4 separate regions of the Homo sapiens genome follow, and all the other regions are linked to region 3. A link is a contact called in ENCODE Hi-C or POLR2A ChIA-PET data. All regions are on one chromosome and are shown on one strand. The core of a region is the stretch at or near the end of the contact, and the rest is flanking DNA. Distances in the headings are between cores, read along the strand shown.

Evidence for each region. Hi-C counts contacts between places; a loop is a spot of excess contacts on that map. ChIA-PET counts read pairs that join two places held with the same protein, here RNA polymerase II (POLR2A). Pooled maps may share reads with other maps.
Region 1: a loop to region 3 is called in a pooled map, with 4 times the contacts of the local background. The contact joins the promoter of BUB1 here to the enhancer-like site in region 3. A Hi-C loop is called at or near these places in 7 of 37 single-sample maps with no recorded cell type and 4 of 50 pooled maps. POLR2A ChIA-PET finds 5 or more read pairs at or near these places in 1 of 52 experiments (activated CD4-positive, alpha-beta T cell).
Region 2: a loop to region 3 is called in a map with no recorded cell type, with 4 times the contacts of the local background. The contact joins two enhancer-like sites. A Hi-C loop is called at or near these places in 1 of 168 maps with a recorded cell type or tissue (heart right ventricle), 11 of 37 single-sample maps with no recorded cell type and 6 of 50 pooled maps. POLR2A ChIA-PET finds 5 or more read pairs at or near these places in 1 of 52 experiments (H1).
Region 4: a loop to region 3 is called in a map with no recorded cell type, with 2.9 times the contacts of the local background. The contact joins two enhancer-like sites. A Hi-C loop is called at or near these places in 1 of 168 maps with a recorded cell type or tissue (heart right ventricle), 14 of 37 single-sample maps with no recorded cell type and 12 of 50 pooled maps. POLR2A ChIA-PET finds 5 or more read pairs at or near these places in 1 of 52 experiments (H1).

The regions. Positions count from the first base shown.
Region 1 is chr2:110,675,786-110,681,555 of GRCh38, forward strand. It overlaps BUB1 (BUB1 mitotic checkpoint serine/threonine kinase), which reads right to left and starts at 2,278. Exons shown (of 25, transcript NM_004336.5): 1 at 2,185-2,278. The coding sequence starts at 2,210. LOC105373554 (a long non-coding RNA gene) reads left to right here and starts at 2,427. Exons shown (of 2, transcript XR_923189.4): 1 at 2,427-2,812. RefSeq lists enhancers at 1,534-2,454, 2,455-3,375, 2,888-2,947, 3,208-3,297 and a silencer at 1,978-2,377.
Region 2 is chr2:111,034,271-111,040,461 of GRCh38, forward strand. The region is part of intron 15 of ACOXL (acyl-CoA oxidase like); the gene reads left to right. LOC124907866 (a long non-coding RNA gene) reads right to left here. Exons shown (of 2, transcript XR_007087182.1): 2 at 935-2,652. Among named protein-coding and RNA genes, the nearest start is that of ACOXL-AS1, 78 kb to the right of the region's middle. RefSeq lists an enhancer at 3,011-3,240. Within about 2 kb of position 3,066, at least 2 of the 41 ENCODE cell types and tissues checked have a DNase peak (open chromatin) inside an H3K27ac peak, as active enhancers do.
Region 3 is chr2:110,871,621-110,877,316 of GRCh38, forward strand. The region is part of intron 10 of ACOXL (acyl-CoA oxidase like); the gene reads left to right. Among named protein-coding and RNA genes, the nearest start is that of ACOXL, 140 kb to the left of the region's middle. RefSeq lists enhancers at 2,431-3,054, 3,607-3,656, 5,221-5,696. Within about 2 kb of position 3,676, at least 3 of the 41 ENCODE cell types and tissues checked have a DNase peak (open chromatin) inside an H3K27ac peak, as active enhancers do.
Region 4 is chr2:111,054,383-111,059,900 of GRCh38, forward strand. The region is part of intron 16 of ACOXL (acyl-CoA oxidase like); the gene reads left to right. Among named protein-coding and RNA genes, the nearest start is that of ACOXL-AS1, 58 kb to the right of the region's middle. RefSeq lists an enhancer at 2,913-3,112. Within about 2 kb of position 3,854, at least 2 of the 41 ENCODE cell types and tissues checked have a DNase peak (open chromatin) inside an H3K27ac peak, as active enhancers do.

The sequences.
Region 1 (5,770 bases), core at 1,028-3,527, 200 kb before region 3:
AGGCTACAGGCACATGCCACCATGTCTGGCTAATTTTTTATTTTTTGCCGAGATGAGGTATCACTATATTTCGCAGGCTGGTCTTGAACTCCTGGCCTCAAGTGACTCTCTCACCTTGGTCTCCCAAAGTGTTAGAATTACAGGCATGAGCCACCATGTCCTGCCTAAAAAGCAATATTTACTTCTAGCTATCACCTCGGTATATGAATGAAATCAATGTTTCTTATGACTCAAAATCCAGAAGCCACAAAAGAAAAGCTAAATAAAGACAACTATATATAAATAAAAACTTCTCCATGGCAAATAACCAAAACAAACAAAAAAACCACAAAATAGTCAAAAGAGAAATGATAAACTGGAAAAACAATGAGCTTTTAGAAGCTGAGAAAAAAACTATTAACCTATTTTTTTTTAATGAGCAAAGGGCATAATAAATTATTTCACAGAAAAAGATACATGGCTCACAAACATGAAAAATGTTCAGTCTCTCATAACAGAAATTCACTTCGCTGAGAAACAATTCTTCACTCATCAGATTGGCAAAACTAAAAAACATGTGAAAAGATTGTGTAGGTGCAGCAATAAGAAACAGGCTCTCTGTCGCATCTTGCTTGTAGGTGGGCATGTGCTCAATTCCTGCCAAGGGAATTATCTACCAAAACTGGACTGATTTGCTTTTGATCCAACAAACCGCTTCTGCAGATCTAGAAGACACATACACATGTGTATCCGCAAAATGTTATGTACAAGATTTTTCACCGTGCCACTATTTGAAACAGATTGTCAACAACCTGTGTTGACTGCTTAGATCAATTAGGGTACATGAAGTATTACACAGCTGTAAAAAAAGAATAAGAAAGAACTTTATGTATTGGTAGAGATCTCCAGGGATATTGTTAGGCAAAAGAGCAGCGTATATATATACTGTTATATTTTATGTGTGGTAAAGGCAAAAAATGTATACAAACGTGCAGACATTTAATATATTATAATAATGTAAATATTTATATTTCCAAAAAGAAACTAGAAAAACGGTTACATGTGACAGAGTGGGACAGTAGTCAGGTACAGGAGTTCTCGGTAAATACTGTTCTAAATCTTCTTTTAGTCATATAAACGCATTGCTTATTTTTAAAACTAAAAAAAATAATAATTCTGAAGTTTGAATGTCTCTCATGTCTTATAGCAGAGGGACAAATCCCTATTTCAGAACCTTTCTTCCAAAATATGTCTAGTAGGCTCGCCCAAGGTAAACATTTCATATTCTAACACCAACCACATTTCTCTAGTAAAATGACCTAAATGCACTGTAATAGTAAAACATCCAGTTCATTAAAGCACATTAATCTTTAGTAAGTCAAAACAGGACCAGGAATATCTGCTTTACCTTTAAAAAAGGGGCGGGGGACTTCTGAAAGAAAATAATTTGCTGGCTAGGTTGAAGGTTACAGAAAAAGTCTTAGAGCAAATGGATTTTTGTTTTGACTGCATTTAACAATCTCGGTCTTCTGATCGCAAAGAACTGATAAAACGGACCAGTTTTACTTCCTGAACCTATGACTTAATTGTTTTAAATGCCTTTAAGTAACAGTCTGGGTAAATCATCTAAGTCATAAAACAAAGGCGTGGGAACTTTAAGTAAAAAGTGAGTGATGTTAGCAGGTTGGCACACATCACTCAATAATGAGCAAAGCTATTTTTTTTCAATTTTTTTTTCTTAAAGTACCCTGTATTCAAAGACTTTTAAAAAATAGCAGTGAGATTATGGATAGGAGAGCAACTTTAAATTCGTTCCCTACTGTAGTCGAATTGTTAAATACGTGACTTTGAAAACGTATCACAAAATCTAAACACAAGGTTCAGGATTTTTGTTAGGTTGAACTGTCAGGAGGGGATTCCTTACAAAGAATAAACGAGAGCTCTGAGGGCCTAACGAATTATCCAGATTGCTCCAAACGGCCACCGCGGCGCAGATGGGCGGACAAGCGCCGGGCCTCAGCGGAACCCAAGGTGCCGGAGCCCTCCCCGGCTCTCAAGCAGCCCACGGCCTTGCTGGGTGGGACACATTCCAAACCCAGGAAGGGGGCGAAGGGGGCAAAAGAAGGCAGGTCTGGGGCGGGCCGGGCCCGAACCCCAGGCGCCCCAGCCCCCTGGGCTTCCCCACCCCACCAGACGGACACTTACTGAAGGACATTTTCCGGGGTGTCCATGGCCAGAGGACGCTGGCCGGCAGCGGCCAAACCTGAACCGCAAACTAGAAGCCGCCGCCGATTCGAATACCCCGCGCAGCCGCAGTCGGCTCGCCGAACGTTTCAGGGCGCCTGCCCATTGGTGGCGGCGGCAGAAGGTTGGCCAATCACCGGGGCCGTTGCTCGGAGGTCAAGTCCCACCTCCCTCCCTTGAGCCAGTAGCTCCTCCCACTTCCCGTGGTTTTCGGTTGAACCGAAACCTGGCCGTTGGCTGAGCGAGCGCGGGGTGTTTGGGATGCGGCACGGCGAGGGGGAGCAGGCTTGGCTCGGGCGTAGGGAATTGGTTTTTTTGTTTTAGCTATCCAGGTTGTGACTGGTTTACATAATTACACGATTAAGCCATCATTGTAGGAAAGGCTTTGCAGGAGAAAAATGTCTTAACTGGAGGTCTTTGAGACAGAAAAACCCTGCCTCAGCCCTTGGGTCCTGAGAGTCGCGTTTCTTCTCCCCTTCGCTTAAATATGTAAACCAGAATCATTATGTTTGGTTCATGGAACGGAGGAAAAAAATCCGTGTGCAGGGTCGAGACTGTCGTGGCGGAAGCCGCAGCACCCGGGAGGCAGGTGGGGAGAAAAAACGGGACCTGCTGCCGGGGACCCCTCCCGCTTTCTGGCAGTTTTCTATTCAGCGTCCTCGGCTGTGAGAAAACATCCCAGATGCTGAAACCAATAGTCTTAGCCCAGAATCTCAAACGCCGTGGCAAAGAGGGAGTGACGACGGCCTGTGGAAAAACCTGAGGAGTTTTGGGCTTAGCGCCTTCATGTAGAGGGGACGTGGAGGCGGGGAGGGCGTTCTAGGGTCGGCTGCGTAATTATACGAGGCACTGGAAAGTGATGGGTTAGTGTCCTTGGAGTAGACCCCTGGGTTTTATTGAACTGATCTGAAAGGCTGGGCCCTGAGCCACACAGGGGACCTGTCAAACAGCTTCAAGCGGAAGATGGGGCTCACGGGACTGGACTCTCTCTGCAGCCAGCTGTAATTAACACAAAAGCAGAAGAGTTTGGGTAGATTATAGAATGCCAGCTTTGAACATCTTTTGGGGGACAGGGCACTCTGGGAGACCAAGTTCTTAGACACCATAAAATCAAAAATAGACACCTCTTTGTAGAGGAGTCCAGATGTCTAAAGAGGAAATATGTAATAGGCTGATGTTTCTTTTGTTTTTTGTTTGTTTGTTTTTTGAAAAGTTAAAATACTAAGTTTATAAAGTGAAAAAGTTACAGTAAGCTAAGGTTGACTTATTGGAAAAAATGTGCTTATACTATGGAATGAGACCACCACTTCTCCTGTTGTCCCTCCCAGCTTCTTCTCCACCACCTCCCCTTTTCCCTAGTTTATAAGACAGGAGAAAAGTGAGACAGCAAAAAGTTAGAAAGAAACAGAAGTAAGATAAATAGCTAGACGACCTTGGCGCCACCACCCGGCCTTGGTGGTTAAAATAATAATAATAATGTTAACCCCTGACCAAAACTACTTGTGTTATCTGTAAGTTCCAGACATTGTATGAGAAAGCGCTGTAAAACTTTTTGTTCTGTTAGCCGATGCATGTAGCCCCCAGTCACGTTCCCCACGCTTGCTCCATCTATCACAACCGTTTCACATGGACCCCCCCCTTCAAGTTGTAAGCCCTTAAAAGGGCTAGGAATTTCTTTTTTGGGGAGCTCGGCTTTTAAGATGCGAGTCTGCCAACGCTCTCGGCCGAATAAACTTCTTCCTTCTTTAATCCAGTGTCAGGAGTTTTGTCTGCGGCTCGTCCTGCTACAATATGTATATCAAGGGTTTCTTGTTGGTGTCTGACACAGACACAGAACCACTGATGCCCAAGCCAGTGCTCTCTACACACAGAAGCCTCCAACCTCATCTTGAGAAACGGGGCCATGAGGCCACCCCAGACACCGAGGGCTCCATGGAGGCTGGGGGGTCCGTGGGACTGGGCACATCCCAGCGGGTCTTGGATCCTGGCCTTTCCCCTTCTTGATGCCAGGACCTACTGAGTGCTCGCAGGTGTGCAATGCTGGGCTGCGGGTGCTGCTTGTGTGGCAAGAAGCCTCGGGGTGCCTCCCTCCTTCTCACACCTTTCCCAGGAGGCATGAAACGGGGATTCATGATCAACCCCGGTGGCTGCTCATGTTGAACTGGTGAAGCTCCCTCCCTGTTGTCTTCTGGGGACATGGAGGGCAGGGCTGGATCCCCTCAAATGAGCTTAAGTGGCACTGCGGACAAGAACGCGCTGCATGGCCCTCGGAATCCTGCATGTGGTAGCCTGACCGGCACCTCAGCCCCTCCCTCATTAAAGCAGCCTATGGAGGGCTCAGCCCAGTGGGCTCAGGGGCTGCTATGGAGAGGGTGTCTGTTCCCTGGAGGATATTCTCAGGGCTCCTTCACTTGCCCTTAGAGATTTCCACCATGAAATACAAAGGCCACAACAGATCAGGTCAGGCTCTTCAGCATCCTAATCCTCCTTGAGCTCGCTAGGTTTTATTTCTTCTGCCTCTTCAGGGTTTGTGTCTATTGCTTTTTGCGCAGGTGCCGGGAGAGGACTTGTTGGCATATGCTGACGGTCGTCTGCACACTTGGGCTCTTCCATATCTGCTCCAGAAGCTGGAGCGTCTCCGGCACTTGCAGAGTCTTTGTCATTCTGGGTTTCAGAAAAGTTGTTGTCCTCAGAGCTTCCATTCTCCTGGTCTGCCCAGGTGGCCTTCGAATGCTGGGGAGCATCCTCAGCTGAGCCTTTGTTGCTGTCTTCCAGGGGCTCCTCTGTCGCTGATGTTTCTTAAGAGTGAGCTGGGAAAGAGTTAGCCTAGTCTTCTCTGCCCCCTGGTCTTTAATAACTTTTTACTCCACATCTCAAAAGTGTTTCAAGAGCCACTTGACGATACAGAATAAAGAGCTGTTCACGCTAGAAGGAGGTTGGGTGGATGTTTCTGCTTCCTTGGCCTCTTGAGTTAAACACCTAAAAAAATAAGGCTGGGCACGGTGGCTCACGCCTGTAATTCCAGCACTTGGGGAGGCCGAGGTGGACAGATCACCTGAGGCTAGGAGTTGGAGGCCAGCCTGGCCAACATAGTGAAACCCCGTCTCTACTAAAAATACAAAAATTAGCCAGGTCCTGTCTCTACTAAAAAACACAAAAATTAGCTGGGTGTGGTGGTGCGCGCCTGTAATCCCAGCTATTCTGGAGGCTGAGGCAGGAGAATCGCTTGAACCCAGGGAGGCAGAGGTTACAGTGAGCTGAGATCGTGCCACTGCACTCCAGCGACAGAGAGGGAGTCCCTCCCAAAAAAAGAAAAAAGACATGCGCGGTGGCTCACGCCTGTAATCCCAGCACTTTGGGAGGCTGAGGCGGGTGGGTCAAGAGGTCAGGAGTTTGAGGCCAGCCTGACCAACATAGTGAAACCCCGTCTCTACTAAAAATACAAAAAATAGCCGGGCGTGGTGGCACGCGCCTATAATCCCAGCTACTCAGGAGGCTGAGGCAGGAGAATCACTTGAACCCGGGAGGCAGAGGTTGCAGTGCGCCG
Region 2 (6,191 bases), core at 1,816-4,315, 160 kb after region 3:
TTAATAAAACCTTTTTATTACTGCTAATCACTACTCTAGGAAAACCTTAGTTCTTATAACCAAAGTAGAACATTTTCGACCTTGTTCCTTAAAGGGAAGAAAAAGAGGAAAATGAAACAGGTTAAGTCTGAGTGTATGAGGTCTTCACACCCGGAGAAAATATCAAGGATTTGATGATGGCACAGTACAAAATAAATCCAAATCAACCCTGAACCTTTTATTGGTTCATAACCACAGTAGCACAAGTGATTATTTTCAGGAAACTGGCTTCAGGTTCAATGTCAGATAAAGAGGACTTGGAAGTATAAAGAAAGTAATGGAAGAAAAATCATAAGAATTAGTTCAATGACAGCATTTAGAAAGCCCAGGAATGTTTTGAAATCGAGAAATCCATCTGTAATGAGGAGGTCTGTACAGAACGGGTCCTAAAGATAAGGATGCACTAAACATAACACTAGCCAGTAAAATTTCACCAGCGTATCATTACATTCAAATAGCATGTTACCCTCTGGCAGAGGCCTCCAGGGGATGGGAGAAGAAGTAGAAGGAGCCCATCTGTCTTCAGTGACCAGACCCAGATGTTGCCTTTGGAGCCTTTTGAAGGAAGAATGCATAGGAAGGAAGAGAAGGATCAGTCTGTTAAAGCACAGTCTTTTTTTTTTTTTTTGACGGAGTCTCGCTCTGTCGCCCAGGCTGGAGTGTAGTGGCATGATCTCTGCTCACTACTCTGGGGACTACAGGTGCCCGCCACCACACCCAGCTAATTTTTTGTATTTTAGTAGAGACGGGGTTTCACTGTGTTTGCCAGGGTGGTCTCAATCTCCTGACCTCGTGATCTGCCCACCTCGGCCTCCCAAAGTGCTGGGATTACAGGCGTGAGCCACCGTCCCCGGCCTAAAGCACAGTCTTAATGTCACCCCAGATGACAATGAACTCAGAATTTAGCCATTTTTATTAGGAACAAATGGAAAAACACCTTCTGGCATCTGTCTCCGTTTGTCACCTGAAAACTAGGGAAAACCGTGTTTGAAATAAAAATGTTAAGCAGTCTCTGGTGGTTTCCGTAGTGGGATGTAACTGTTACAATGATAAATCGTTATTTTTCTGTGATACACATTTTTGTCTTGCCCTAGAAAGTGCAGCTCTGAAGCCTTGGTGCTGTCTGAACCCCTAAGGGTGTACCAATTCCTAAACAAAAAAGGAGAAAGGAGGCACTTTTATTAAATAAATTACATCCACTACTTTCCAGCTCTGTGCAGAATTGTCTCTTGCTTTTCTCATTCTCGAAGCTTGTGAGTACTTCTCATTATGCAGCAGGAAGTCCTCTTTCTGGTTCTTAATAAAGTGACTAATAATTTAGAATGTTCATATTAAGAGCAGGTTGTAATTATAATTAGAATATATAATAATGTGGATTTCTGCCTATTGGGGATTAATTTCAGACTCCTCTCAAGGATGTATTTGTTTTGAAACAAGACTTTCTTTGTTAATAAAAACATGATCGCATGCATTATTAAAGCATTATTTCTGTATGTTATCCATTAGTGCTTGTTGCAGTATTCTTCCCGGGATCAGCATTTTCCTCTCAGTTGTTAGTGGGGCTATTCTTTATATAAACTACATTCACCTTGGTTTAGCTTTAGCTTTGACATTCATCCTCTAGGAAATTACGGGAATATCCCTACCGCCTCCTCAAATGTGCATTACATTATGCAAGCTCAGATAAACAAAATGCCACAACATCAGCCAGTAGTCCTGTGTGAATCTAGGTACTTTCCCCTTTTCACTCAACTAAATCCAAGATCATGAAGGACAAACCCGACTTGGGGTAGAACCAGAAGTTGTAAGACAACACTTCTCATTCTTTGACTGTTGGGTTTCTGCAGTGTTTTTCTGTTACTACTGGAGGTGGAGGCCTGGAGGGGAGGGGAAGAGTGGGAGGACCAGAGGTGCTAGTTGGCTGTGACACCTGTGTGCCTTCCTCTCCCCCAGTACCCATCTGCTGGTGTGTCTAACTTTAGAGAAGTCTCATGTGGCCCCACACAAGTGGCCTGAGGGAGGGAGGAAGGGAGGGAGGTAGGGAGGGAAGGAGCCCTGGGTGCCACTGCCCCTGCTTCTGGCCCCTGTCTTTGTCTAGCACCCGTTAAATGTGTGGGCAGTGGAAACCAGTGAGAAGGTCTGTTGCACCAAGAATAGGCAGATGGAATTCACTGCCAAATCCCAGTAGACCCAGCATCTTGGAGGTCCCAACATTGGGGAAGAGAAGGAATGTCCCCTGGCTTTGTTTTCTCTACTTCAGTCACACGGCCAAATCCTAGGCCTATGAGCAGTGCCTTTGGGAAAAAGGTGAACCTGGGAGTTGAGGGTCACCATTTCAGAGAGTGTGTGATGGCTGGGAGCAGCCTGGGGAGTCGAGGGAGTCCAGGGACACTGGGTCTCTGATGCTTGAGGTCTGGAAATCCAGGAGCTGGCAGAATATGGAGGGACACGAAAGTGAGAACTCACCTTCTGACTATACTCACACACAAAATTGCTTTGAGAGAGAGCGACGAAGCTTGTGGCCAATTGGAAGTCGGAGGGAGGCGCCTGGTGAAATGGAGACCAGCAGAAGTAGGAGCATGGAGGTCCCTTGTGCTCACATCAAGGAGGGCTCTTAGACAAAAAAGATGAGAAGGAAATTTGACTGGATGGAAGCATCGTAGTATGTAAAAATCTGGCAGAGCATGCCACTTTGCCAAAGTGGATTTTAATTTCATGGCACATTGGCCAAGAGACATGGGAAGAGAAGGTTTAAGAACACAGACTGCCCAACATGCTAGTAGCTCTGTGAAAAGCTCTCCTCTGACATCCTGCAGGTTGTGCCCGTCGGTCTTCATGCTGGGGTTCCCTCCCCAAGCTTCTCCATCTCCCCAAGCCATGTAGTTGAACTTCAGGTTTGGGTCAGCTGGGCCCTAAGAAGACCCCAAATGCTGTTTTCTGAAGAAGTGCTGTCACACCCCTGAACTTGGGAGCTTGTCCCTGAAGAAAGCTGTCTTTAGAGACTTCACTGACTCACTCTCCTTTGAAGGAAGTGAGAAATTCTGAGGTGGTTTTTTATCACCAGTGACCTGAAGACTCTGTTGCCCTGGGGAGAGGGGGAAGAAAGGCAAAAGCAAAGTCTGACACCCGAATGATGTGTGTTTTATGGAGGACTCTCAAGAACAGAAGTTAGTGGCTGTACTTGACCTAGATGCTAATGAAATGCCACCCTTTGAGCCCAGTCTAATGGCCAACACACAGCCATCTGTGTAATAATCACAGCCATCACAGCCATCTCCATCTATAGAAAATATTCTCTTTGCCAAAGACTCGCTAAATGCTTGGCCCTTGTAATTTGTTTAATCTCCACAACAACCTTGCAAAGCCCACTGAGGAAACTGAGGCTCAGAGGGGTGAACAACTGCTTGGGGTCACACGCTAATAAGCTGTGGCGTTATGACTTTGCCCCGGGGCCAGTTAACCCTACAGCTTTCCCCAGACAGACAGTGGAGCTCCTCAACCCCATCCACCGCACTCTTTAAGAGGTTTCTTTCCCACAGATGAATCCCAGAGAATGGGGGTTCTGGTGTTCTTGAGTTTTTGAAAGTCTTTCTTTGTGCATTTATTTATGGTAAAGTTAGCACGTACTGCTTCCTACTACTCTTACTGGATTTGCCTCCGAACAATGCTTCTTGTTTTTTTCTATTTCACAGAGTTTCTGTGAGGATTAAATGAAATAACATGGGTGGAAGCCCTAGGACCGTATGGAGCAAAGGGAGCCAACATTCAGTGAGGGCTCAGCCTATCAGGCCCTGTGCAAAATATTAGGGACAGAGCAACTCTAATCCCCCACTAGGCAGTGAGGAAGGAACCACTGCCTTCTCAACTTTCATCTGAGGAAACCGAGGCACAGAGAGGTTAATGAGTTGTCTAAGGTCACACAGTTAAAAGAGGCAGAAGGAAGACTCAAATCCCAGCAGGCTGCTACCATCTGCCCATGTTGCAGGGCTCCCAGTGCTCGTTGGAGCTGAATCTGGGAGCTCAGCATTTCTAAAGAAGCAAAATAAAATAAAAAATAAAATAAGCCCTTCCCACTTTTTAAATGTGTTTCCCACTTTTTAAATGTGTTTTCGCTCCTTTGTTTCCCACTCTGTGATCAAAAAATTGTACATTGTATGATGGACTGCAGAGATCTGGTCTACAGCCCCTGTTCATTTAACTTCTAATATCTAAGTAGTTTCAAAATATGGTTACATTAGTACCAAAATTGATGGGCAAAAGTAACACCAAAAGTAAAAAAAGAAATTATTTGCACCAAGTATACTGTATTTGTGAGTTTTCCACTGGGAACAGGATGGAGAATAAGACCTTCCAAACGGTGAATAAAAATAAAAGTATAGGAACTCTTGATTTATCATACACACTCTAGATATAATTTTGTATTTAAAAATATTATTCCATACCACATATTGTAAAGTTAAATATGTTTGCAGTAAACATACATTTAAATTTAGGTTTTAAAGGACATGTTCTAATCTCACAAAACATTTAGCAAATAACCTTTGAGCTCACATGAGCCACCCACACAAAAACCAAAATGAACTATAGAAAAAAAACATAGAAAAAGCAACTGTCTGTTGACAACCAGATTTTCTTTCAGCTCTTTGAGTTTTTCTTCTATAAATAATCTGTATGTTTCAAATGTGGCCATCTTCTTTAAAGGTGCCTCCTGGCATGTTCTCATTTCAGTGTGTCTTAAAAACAAGAATTAAATGTGTAAATCATGGAAACTATTGAGTTTTTGGAGGGGAGATCTTTAAGATACATGCTTTTTAGAAACCAAAAGTGTCAAAATGAAGCATTAAGATGATGTATTATTTCTTCAATGCATCTGTTTATCTTTTGTGAAATCTCAAGTTTGATAAATCACCAGAGATAAAAACATCATTTTTAACCTATCAGAGATCACAAGTGCCAGGAGGAAAAATAGTGCTTTGTCTCCTCTTTATGAATTTACCTCTCTCTTTGCTTATGACTTATGAGATTTTATTTGCAGAGAAAACATAATGCTCTATTAACTTGAAAATGATGGCTTTTACTCGAAACATGAGAACCAAAAAGAAAAAAAAAAAGGCAGCGTTTATCCTCTGAGATACAATCGTTTAACAAGTTTTGATATCTACTTAAAGTGGCACAGAATGTTAGAGGGGGAATATGTTAACAAGGTAATTAAAAGTGAGGTTTTCACCAGTATTTCACCTTTGTCTACTGACACGTAGAATCTCAGCTCTGGCTTATCAAAGCAGATATTGAATACTTTTGAATTTTTATATAACATTAGTGTAAGTAGAGATTGCTGGCCCCTATCTCTTGTGATTCTTTTTTGCCCCTGAAAATCACTCAGAAGTTCTCCCTTCATTGGCCACCTGGAAAATAAGATAATTCTCGTAGATTTTTATAACTATGGGTGAAAATTCTTCTGTGTCCAGGAGTGCAGCAACAAAGGACTTTGCAGTAGAGCTGGCTTCTAACCAGTTCTTTCTGTGAGCTAGAAGATTAAAGTGCACGAATCATGCAAGTAGGTTAGTCTGGAAAACATAACACAGCAGAAAAAAATGGCTTTCAAAAATGTTCAGAACAGCTGTTTCTCAGTATGTAAACCAGCCTCTTGGTGCAGTGGATATCAGAGTTCCTTGCCTTGTGCATATTTTATCATTCTTCGATCCTGAGCAGTTTAAGACAAAATAAATTTTATGCAAACCCATTCCAGGCCATGGGCATGCAGTTGAGTTTTTCTAGCAATTGTGCTATTTTAAGGAGACACCCAGGTTCTGCCCTAACACCAGAGGTGCCTAAGGTCGCAGCTGCTCAGGACCTGTGGCAGCTGTGAGCAGCTGAGCTCAGTTTGCTCTGTTCTTTCTTCTTGCAAGAATCACACAGACCATGTTGGTCCTATGGAATAGAATCACAATATTGCCTCAGACCATAGGACCAATACAGCAGAAGGTCCTGAGAAGCTGCGGCTTGCTCCATCTCTCAGCCTCCTACTGCTGCATGAAAAATAAACCTTGTAACTATGGAGCTGCCCCTCCTGAATCTGACATCTACTCAGTTATCCTTCGGAAACAATCCTGATGTGGAGCACCCTTCCTCATTCCCTTATCCACCCTTCT
Region 3 (5,696 bases), core at 2,426-4,925:
TGAAGTTCAAGTTCAAGGTCAAAATCACTGGTGGTAAGATGAAAGTCAAGAAAAGCAGCATCTCTGCCTCCCCGGGAACCAGGAGCAGCAGTCTCCACTTAACCTGTGGTCAGAGATGAGAGCGCCATAGCACGCTGAGACGTCTCCCCTGACCTCAGCTCCAGGCACTGTTTGGAGACCAACACTCATAGTGACCTGGGAGCAAGGGGACGCTTCCTTTGGTTGCCTGCATCCTGCCCACTCATTCTGAGACTCACTCCTCCCACAGGCTTGTTCTGCCTCCTGTTTGTTTCACATGACCTGGTGTTTCAGTAATCCACCTCTGCGTAACAAACCACTCCAAAACTTAATGCATTCAACTGTAATGATTGTCATTGCTCACAAAATATATGCCAGAAACTTGGAATGTTGTCATTAGGGGTTGTTCACACAAGCTGCATGGCAGCTGGGAGCTCAACTGAGGCTGAAACATCTGAGTTGACCTCTTGTCCTTTAGGGCCTCTCTGCTGGCCTCAAACCATCACATCATTGAGGCTGGACTTCCTGGCACTGTAGTCCCTGGGTGCCAAGAAGGAGTACATGGAAGCTGCCAGACACCCTGAAGGATAAGCCTGGAACTGGTGTAGGATCATTTGTTCTGCCTTCTTTTGGTTAAAGCAAGCCTGAGGCCCGTCAGGATTCAAGAGGAGGGGACATAGAGGGCATCTCTAGATGGCTGGAGTGCCAGAAATTTGTGGCTCCCTTGAATTCACCACCTTCAGTTTGTAGCGGGTGCAATACCTGGGCCTGACTGAGGCTAGTGCGTATATATAGGGTGGTGCCCAACCAGGAGAGCCTCCTTATGGGCCAGGTGTCCGTCTCCTGGGGGTCTCCCAACCTTCACAAAACTGGCCAGAGACCATTCTTGCTGGCTTTAGGTCACGTTGATGGGAGAGTAGCCTCTCCCAGGTTCTCATGCCCAGAGGAGAGCTGTCACTTCCAGCAAGGCCATGCCAGGCTTTGAGTGCATCTGAGCTGTGTGTCACTGGCCACCTGCACCCAGCTCCAGGAGGCTGCAGGGCGTGGCCGGCCGCCCTCTGCATTAAGGTCTAGTTGGAGGCCCAGGTTTCAGTTCTTAAGAGTGATGCTTGACTGTAATGTTTCTGTTAACCTGGATTTTGGAATCCTTTGGTGTGTGAGTGCTGGGGGATAGGGTCTAGAGGGAGGGGCTGCTTGTTAGCAAACCCCTAAGCCTCCTGAAGGGCTTGTTCCTGGCTTGACTCCAGTGAAATGTCTCCAAGGAGAGAAGAGAGTGACACCTCACGGGGCTGCGGGAGCAGCACTAGGTTGTCAGTTATGCTCAAAATATATTTTGTAGTAAAAACTTGTGTAGCATTTCTATTTTGTTTTTTCTGCCTGCATTTGTTTTAACATAAAACAAATGTTTTATGAGTCACATTGACACTGTAGGCAAATGTGCTGGGTTCCTCCGTCACACAAAAACCCCAGGCGGCCCTGTCCCTGAAGAGGGTGACAAAACTGGGGAAGTTCTTGTCATAAAACTGTGTTGTGCACACCATGGGTCACTGGTGGTGGCATTCTCCCAGAACCCTGGCTGTGGCTAATGGGAGGATCCTCGGGCAACAGGGGGCTGGTGGATTGGGCGCCCAGGCACGCCATCGTTTGATGCCTGGGAGTCCAGTGGGAGATCTGGGAGGAGGCTCGGTGGCAGCCAGAAGGCCTGGCCCCAGCTGGGGCCCAGTGTGGACTCAACCTCAGCTCTAGGGAAGCAGTGTGTCAGGCGGTTGGGGGATGGTCCACAGGATGCCGTGAGCCCCAGGTAGCAGGATGTTTGCTGAGCCTGCTCTTACAAGTTTTAAAGTATTATCTTATGTATGCCTCTCAGCAACCCTGTGGCAGAGGTACTGGAATTATTCCTGTCTCTCTTTTGGGCACCTGGTGGGTGGGAAGGGGGCTGCAATTTGCCCCAGGTGCCTCCTTGACCACTGTCCCCACTGCTCAGCTTCAGAGCAGATGGAGTAGAGCCAGGGGAGGCTGTGAGCCTCCCTGCTCATCCCTCAAATTGCCCTGCCTCCTGCCATGGGAGAGGGTAAAAGGGCCCCCGTTGGGAGGGGCCAGGAGGGGCCCGGGCCTCCCAGAGTGTATCTGTTCAATTGCGTTTTCTACGTCTGTCCAGTAGGGCAGGTTTATATACAGGGAGACAGGCTCTCCAAGAAAACAATGGGGCCACCCCAGGTTTTGAGATGTTCTTGAGGAAGGTCATGCAGCCCTTCCCTCACCAGTGTATGAGGCTGAGGATGAGGCACAGGGTAGCTCTGTGGTCTTGGCATCCACCGTGTGGCATCGGCCAGCCCTAGGGCCCTATCCATGTCCTGGCCCTCTGGGTACAAGACCTGAGGCCCAGAGCACTGTGCTGGGTGGAAAACAGAAAACCCACCCCAGAGCAAGAGCCGGGGAGGATGCCCAGAGGGCAGGTGGGCGCTGCTTGCCTTGGGAGAGAGGGCAGCAAAAGGGAGACCAGCCCCCACCCTCAGCAGCCTGGGGGGCTCTGCAAGGCAGCAGGGGACAACGGAACCGAACAGAATGCTTTTGGGGGGGTGGTGAGGGGCTGCCCCGCTGCAGGGAGAGTGGGCACGACATTTGCGTGCCCCACGTTGGTTGGCATCAGCATGACAAGAAATTGTTTAGTTCTGTGGTTTCAGGCTCACTGCAAAATACGTCTCTCCCACCCCCACCCCAGCCCCTGGTTTCCCTTCCAGCCACACCTGACATCCCTCGGTCAGAGCTGGGCCTAGAGGCTGGAGGGCGAAGCAAGGCAGACAAAGGCAGGTCCCTGGGAAGCGGAATGAGCAGAAAAATTGGAGTTGAGAGGCCCCAAGAGCCCCTCTGCCATTCAGCCTGACCTTGAGCAAACCCATCACTGTCCTCATTAGAAGGCAAGAGAGGACGAGATTAGCATTTCTGCACATGACTCTGGATGGCCTCCTTCAGCACAGGGGAGGGGAGTGGTTGCTAAAATAGTAATAATGGTGCTACCACATGACAGTGCCCACCTCCTCTGGGTGTTGCGAGGGTTTAACAAGTTAGAGCAGAGCAGAGCTCACGGTGGAGGCCGTGAGGGCTGTGCTGCTTGTGTTTTAGAATGATTGGGTTTATTATTCGCATCATTTTCTGAATTTCAGGAGGATTCTTGGGCTCCATCCCGGATCTCGTGAACCAGCATCCCTCGGGGTGGGAGGCAGGAATCTGCCTTTTATGAAACACGTGCTTCAGGCCCCAGAGCCCTGAACTGGGAGGTCGCCGAGGTCTCTCTCTCCTGTGTTATCTGGGAGCGGGATTCTCACTGACCTTGTTCCCTTGTCCTGCCACCGGCAGGATTTTAAGCTGTGATCAGGTGCAGCTCTAAACCCAAGCACTGACACTAGCTTGCCACGTGGCTCCGCTCCGTAACCTGAAGGCAGCCTCTGAGCCGGTCCCTTGTCTGCACGCAGGCCAATGACGCAGCACAGTTAGAGTGAGGCCGACTTCCCACGTGCCTACCTAAGCCAGGATGTACACTTTGTTTCACAGGGACAAAGGATGGCCGTTCATGTGTAAATCTCATAAGTGGAAACTGCCACCTTTGAGAATATTTTTCTTGACTCTTGAAGAGGGAAGGACCGTGGAGAGCATTATTTCAGGGTTCTGTGAGTCACCACACACTTCTGCTTTCTTTATTAAGTGTATTTTTTGGACAAAGAAGAATGCAGCTTTGAACACTGTGTCACCGCAAGCCACACAATTCTAAGACTCTCCTCTTTACGCCTTTGACATGCAAGACCCTTGTAGATATGGGGAGGTGTGGAGCGTGGAGCCCCAGAAGTCACCGACCCAGCAGACAGGCTCAGGCTGTGCACATGGGTGTGGGCTTGGGGCTGTGAGTGTGTGGTCCTGGTGTTTGGGTGCACAAGTGTGCTTTCTGGCTGCATTTTTCTGGCTCGTCTCCTCTGGGAGCCCCTTGCTGCTCACCTCGATCCTATCATTCCAAAGGGAAAGCTACTTTTCTAGCACCCAGGTGGAATTGCATCCTGCAGTGGGCCCAGCTCTGCCTGATCCTGGTGCTGTGGGATTCAGGGAAGGCCGCCTGACCTCTGTGAGCCTTGGGTTCCTCATTTGTCAAATGAGGATTGTAAATTCCACCCTTATGGCACCTAAGTGAAGCTGTTGAAAGGCATTTGTAACCTCTACAATGGATGAGGAGGTTAAGGCACACAGACTCACCTGCAGGTGAGTCCCTGGCTCAAGGACATGCAGGAAAGAAACAGTAGAACCACTTCTGGGGCCCTGGAGTCTGTGTAAATCCACTCTACTGTATTTTATAAAGCACCAGCTGGAATCCTCAAAGAAAAGTGGGGAGCCTGGATGCCTCTGCTTTCAAGGAGACTGGACACATCATCATATCTAGCTTCTTTCCACTGACTGCACGGTACTTTATAAATGTCCCTCTCAAAGTCAGAAGGCTTGGACGCATCCTCTGTGATAGTGTGCCTTGGCCCCAGAACTGTGTTTCTAGAACTTGAAAGCCATCTTGTAATGCTCCATCTTGGAATCTAGACCCAGGCAACTCCAGCGTGGCAGGTTTTTTCTTGAGGAGGGGCACCACAGGATACCCACACCCAGAGAGAGGCAGGCAGAGAAATGAGGTGGGCCAGCCACGGTGCCAGGGAGGGTTCTGGGCTGTGCAGGTAGAGGGAGCTCCCCCGAGGTGCCTGTGGTGTGCCATGCCCAGGGGCCGGGTCAGCAGACTGGGTCAGAGAGGCTGGGGTGCTTCCAGCCCAGGCTGAGGCCCGTCCCTCTGGGAGGGAGGGAGCAGGCTGGGCAGACGGGCCAGGCCTGTTCCAGGAGCCCGTCTGGGGTAGATTGCATCACACTGTGTGCAGCTTGTCACTCCAGCTTGCCCAGGACCCCTGTCTTCTGTGGCTCGTGGCTGACAAGTGCTTCTCCGCAGGCACCGTGGGGCCTCTACAGCCAGGAGTCAGGACAGAGTAATGGCGGCTCGGGGTCAGGTCTCACTATGTGATGGCATGGCGACGAATTTAACACACTGGCACAGACGGGTCGGAATCAATGAAATGATTCTAAAAGTATTTTTGGTCCATTTGTTTATTCTTTCAGCAATGTTTGTTTGAGCGCCCCCTAGGTGCCAAACCCTGCTCTAGGCATTATAGGGATACCATGGTGAACAAAACTGATGAAAATCTCACCTTTGTGGAGCTGACAGTCTAGTGGAGGAAACAGAGAGGAAAAAGATAAATCAATAAAATATGAATTATATCAGTGATATTGAAACTGAGCCTGGTAGGCCGGAGCTTAAGTCTCTCTACTACTCCCCATCCATGCTCTGGTGGCTTATTGCAACCTCCCTGGGCTGTGCCTGGTGGTGGCCCTGTTGCCCCCCATATCACAGAACCTCAGGAGGTGCCCAGTAGGTGACAGCTGAATGAAAGCAGAATGCTCAGGAAAGTTTCCTGTTTGCTGCGAGGGACCCTCCTTCTCCAGCACAGCCAGCAGCAGTGGGTGTGGCTGTCTCACAGTTCCTGCCGTCTTTGAGGCGGCACGCAGAGGGTCGTGCTGGCTGCCTGGGAGCTTCTGCCACCCTCCGCCTCATGGACTATCTTCTGCCTGCCCTCTGCTCTGCAGGCAGCAGGGCGTCTCTA
Region 4 (5,518 bases), core at 2,604-5,103, 180 kb after region 3:
CTAAGCAGACATGTAGAACAGTATTCATAGCTGCTGTCTACCCAGTGGGACATGCAGGGGCCCATCAGGGTCGGTGGGTACAGCTGCCAAGAGCTGCAGCCCAGGTTGAGCAAGCCTGCAGAGACAGCTCCCCAGGAAGGCTCCACTGATGGGAGGTGTGGGGGCTGAATGCTGCTGGAAGCTTCCTTAGGATTTCTTACCAGCCAAGTATGAATGCTGCCCCCAAATGCACAGAGACGCCTGGGAGCGTGTGGAAGGAGGGACGCCAGGCCTCCCTCCACGTCCCCTGCCACCATGGTCTGGCCAGATGCAACCCTTTCTCTGTCTAATTACATTTTAAGAAGTCAGACACATTTGAATCCTCCTGGCAACCAAAAATCTCCAAGAGATCGACATGACTCAACCCTTCAGTCCTCCATGCTTACTGAATACAACTTCTTCCCAGGCGAAGGCATTTTCCCCTAGCCTGATGGAATCCTGTCCAGAATGAGGGTTTTCACAAGAAAAACAATGCCTTTCCCTCAGCTTGGGAATGACTGTGCATGGAGGAGAAAGGGAATTTTCCACATGACTGCTCCACTGCTTCACCTCCCCACAGAAGGTTTAGAAGCACCTCAGCAAGCTGGTTGTCTAATGTTTCTTAAATTGTCATTGTCATAAAGATTCTTTCTGCTTCACTTCTTCCAAAGTTCTCCTCCTCACCCACCCCCAACCTTGGTCCAAGGCATAGTAATTGAGCCATTCAGTATCCAGCATGGGGACTGGTCCTGCAGGACCAGGCAGGTGCCTTTGTCTGCCTTTGTGCTCAGAGAAGGCCTTCACGCCTTTGGTTCTCGTAAGGTGCTCGCCACGGCAACCCAAGTGTCTAAGCAGGGCATTTGCAGGGGACTGTCCCCACCTCACAGGCGGCTAGCAGCAGCAGTTTGAGCCTGTCAAGTGGGTGAGGTGGGGTTTTTCCCTCTTTCCTGCATTCTAACTGCTTTTTCTTCCTTTTCTCAACCTGTGTAGGTGGTAGCTAGTTTAAGCACCAAACCTAGCAGCCAATAATTAACTACACACACCTTCCATCATGCACAGTGCAAACCATGATGTCCTTCCTTCTGCAGGTGGCTCTTGCCATGCCCAAGGACCTCATCTTGGCCCCATGCCATTGAGAGAGTCCTAAGCTCCGACCAGCAAGGGCTTCCCTCTGCCTCTCAAGTGGAGGCACTCAGGGGCTGCCCGTTGTGGCCACACACCCTGTGAATGCATCACATGTACCCACATCACCATTCAGTCATCTGGGGCTGGGAATGGGATTGGGCCTCCACATGGAAAAAAGGGGATTCTTTTCTGGGGTATGACTGCATTTCCAAACCCAGTCCAGGATCAGTAGTGTCAGTCCTTGTTCTGAATTCCCATAACACAGCTGATAAAGAGTGGCAGAGTTCCCATAACACAGGTAATAAAGAGTGGCAGATAAAGAGTTGTGGGTGGGCTGTGGTTTGGAATCCAGCCCTGGCCCCTTCTAGCTTTCCCTCCACCTTCTCTTATCCTCGTAAGCTAGAGCCACACAGAAAGAAGTAAGAGTGTGGCTGGCAGTGTTCCTAAAATAAGTTGTTCAACAAATGTTTACTGAGTCCCTATTGTGTGTCAGGTAGTGTTTTTCTAGTACCTGGCTCACTTGAAGAGTATATTCTAATGTTTTTATATTTAATAAGGGAAAAGATTTGGAGGCTAAGGCAGGAGCATTGTTTGAGCTCAGGAGTTCGAGGTGGCAGTGAGCTATGTTTATGCCACTGCCCTCCAGCCTGTGTGACACAGCAAGACCCCAACTTTAAAAAAAAAAAAAAGTTGGGAGAAGAACTACTGGTGACATAGAAATCAGGTTTCAGACCTACACTTCTAGCAACAAATGGTTTTCTCTCATTCCTATGCCATTGAAGCCCGGGATACTTCACTCTCTTCACTCCTAGAGGTCCCCTGCAAGTGCCAAGCCTATGTCAAGTATTCTGCAAAGCTCAGCTCAAACCAACCCCCCAAATTATTGGTAACAATTATCCCTCCTAATGAGCTTCAGTTTTGGAAAGGGATCTTTGAGGCATAGGGCTAACTTTTTAACTCAAAAAAATATATATATATTTAGGCCAGGCATGGTGGCTCACGCCTGTAATCCCAGCACTTTGGGAGGCTGAGGTGGGTGGATCATGAGGTCAGGAGATAGAGACCATCCTGGCTAACACGGTGAAACCCCATCTCTACTAAAAATACAAAAAATTAGCCGGGTGTGGTGGCACATGCCTGTAGTCCCAGCTACTCAGGAGGCTGAGGCAGGAGAATCGCTTTAACCCAGGAGGCGGAGGTTGCAGTGAGCCGAGATCGCACCACTGCACTTCAGCCTGGGTGACAGAGCAAGACTCTGTCTCCAAAAAAAAAAAAAAAAAAAATTTCATGGTAGTATGCCAGGCTCCATAGTAAGTCAGCAAAAGGGTCATTTTGGTGGCTTTCTGGACGCAGCTGGCATGGTCCCTCTTCGGAAACATTTTTGAGTGCCTACTATGTGTCCAGCACTGTGCTAGGCACTGAGGGCACAAATATCCATAAAATGTGGCCCTCACCCTCAGGTAGCTCCTTGACAAATAGGTGAGACAGACACTTCAGCACCTTGGAGTGGGCTAAGTGCCGAGAGCAAAGGAATTTGGGAAGCTAGTGGAGCACTCAGTTGGGCACTCAACTCAACCTGGGTTTAGGGAAGACTCCCCTGAGGAGGTGATATTTGAGCTAAGTCCCCATGTCTCTGCAGGAATTTAAATTTAACCAACTGTGTGGGTTCCACTGTGCATGCTGGTGGTGTCGATGTGACACGTTGTGTTCTGACTTTTCCATTTATAGAGTGTTTCAGGTGCACTGATGCATGCCTTGAGAGCTGACTGCCAAAATAGGGGCCCCAGACAGCTGCCTTCCCAGGGGAGGGGTATCCAGAAACTTCCATTCTTGCTGTGCACATTTCCCCAGCTGACCTATAGCTGTCTTGAAATTATAGCATTCAATATTCCTTCCTTGGCTCGGAAGACTTTACGGGCCTTCCAGTAGTTAATGTCAAAGTTAGGTGTCTCTGGGAGGGAATGCAGCAGAAGCCATCAACAGCTAATAGTTGCTCTAGAATTATTCTGAAAGCATGGTGTCCAGGCCAGGGGCCAGGAGTAGAGAGGGAGAGGGGTGGTAGGGGATTAGGAGGGGGAAGGCAGAGGGGTTCCCTCTCTTGCCACAAACAGATCTGCTCTGCTGTCTGTGCATTTACACTTCGCCTAGCTCCTCCACAAAGTTCTGCTATAAGGAGAAATGGGCCAATGTCTTTCCAATCCAAATGCCATCAGAAGCAAGCTCTACATGTGCCCGACTGCCTAAGAGGAGCATATGAGCGCACAGATGGCAGCAGTATATGAGGACATTACACCTGCTCTGCTCCTTGATACTTCATTGTCAAGCATCTAAATAAGTATCTAAATGGAGAACCAGCTAGGAAGTACAAATCCTGGTGTTCAGAAAAGCAGCGAGCCGCCCAGGCGTGGAGGGTGCAACGCTTTGGGGATGCCTACCCATGCGAGTCTAGCACGGCTTGCGGGTGGGGTGTTCCTTCTTGAATGATCTGTTCTCCATTTCCTCTGTGCACAGCTCTGGGGGCAGATTTCATTTCAGACTGCTTTAGAAGACAGGACAGCAGGAGAGGAAATCACTAGAGACAAAAGAAAATTAGAAGGATTTGGTAGAAGTCATATATAGGAAACTGAGAGCAAAATTTGGCTCTCGGAGACTAAAGTTAGTGGGAGGAGAGAACAGGGCCTGGCCAAGACTTATCATTTCACCATTTAAATAGAGATCAAGATGCTAAAGTTCCCAGGAGACATCTCTTTTGTGACTTGCCAAGAGCACGGAGAAATTCCATCAGGGAGCTTCTGAGATATGGATCCAGACTAGCAGACATTAACAGAATTACCAGGTGTCTAGGGGGATCCCAGACTTTTCAGCACACAGTGAGGGGGATGTAAACACTAAAGTTATATGGGAAGTCACGCTGGATGGATTGACGAAGGCAGCAAAGCCTAGCAGTCACACTGAAGCAGCTCCCTGCCGTCAACCAACCACATTTGCACCCTGATTAAAAACTGGAAACGTTAAGAGACTTGAAGATTTCTGCTCTCTGCACCTGCTTAACTCTTCCTCTTGCCCTTACTAAATTTTAGCTGCTTTCTTTTTGGCTAATTTCACAATGTTCAAAAGTCTATTGGAAAAAAAGAAACCCACAAAGCACCATAGATAAAAACTTTGAGATGGGGAAAAAGAAAAATACTGGTTTGATCTGCTCCCTTCCTCTCCCAGAACCCAGGAAAATGCCCAGTACACAAGAAGCAAGGAAGGGAAGGATAAAAAAAGGAGGGAGGGAATTAGTTCTGGATGAAATGTCAGAAAAATGGCCACCATGAAGGCCCCAGTCAACCAATCACTTCCTCTTCTTGGGTCTCCTGATGGAATGTTTTCATCTTTGGGAAAATCTTTCCACCTTTATCTCTTCTAGAACTGTAAAAATGACAGGATGAGCCAGGGCAGTGTCTCATGCCTATAATCCCAGCACTTTGGGAGGCTGAGGAAGAAGGATCACTTGAGGCCAGGAGTTCAAGACCAGCCTGGGCAACATAGATCTCTACAAAAAATTCTAAAAAGTAAATTAGCCAGGCAAGGTGGTACATGCCTGTAGTTCCAGTTATTCAGGAGGTTGAGGCTGGGGAATCACCTGAACCTAGAAATTTGAGGTTACATTAAGGTATGATTGAACCACTGTACTCTAGCCTGGGCAATACAGCAAGACTCTGTCTCTATAAAATAATAATAATAGTAAAAAACTGGAATTGGGATGGGAACAAGGCAACTTGGTGTGTTCCTGAAAACCTTGCCTGATGGAAAGGGCAGCTAATAACAGCCTATTGATAATTGATTAATGTGTTACATTTTGAAAGTACACAAAACATAACATTCAATATCAGGATTAAGATTTATTACATAAGTGAGACAAACCTTCTATTAAAAGTGGAAGGCTCTCAGATTGGATGAAAAATAACACCCAACCATACAATATATATTTCAAAAATGCACATTTTTCCCAGGAAGATGCTGGAGACATACTCATCCCTATTCCTTCTGCTAAGTCCAACTAAAAACACTGGACATTACGTTTAAAACAAACATAAAAGATTCTGAAAGGTAAGAACTAGAAAGTAGACCAAGCTAGGAACCTCAAGACCCAAAGAATGACACAGCAGGAACTCCCTGAATTTTGTTTGTGCCTCATACATTCCAGAGTTAGAGCTGAAGAAGCTGGCAACCTGGAAAAAGCTAACGCACACAAAGGAAAAAAAAAAAAGAGAGAAGAAGGGGTAGAAGAAGGAGGAGGAGGAGAAGGAAGAGGAAGAGAGAAAGGAAGAAGAGGAGAAGAAGAGGAGGTAAATGAGGAGGAGGATAAGGAGGAGAGGAGGAGAAAAAA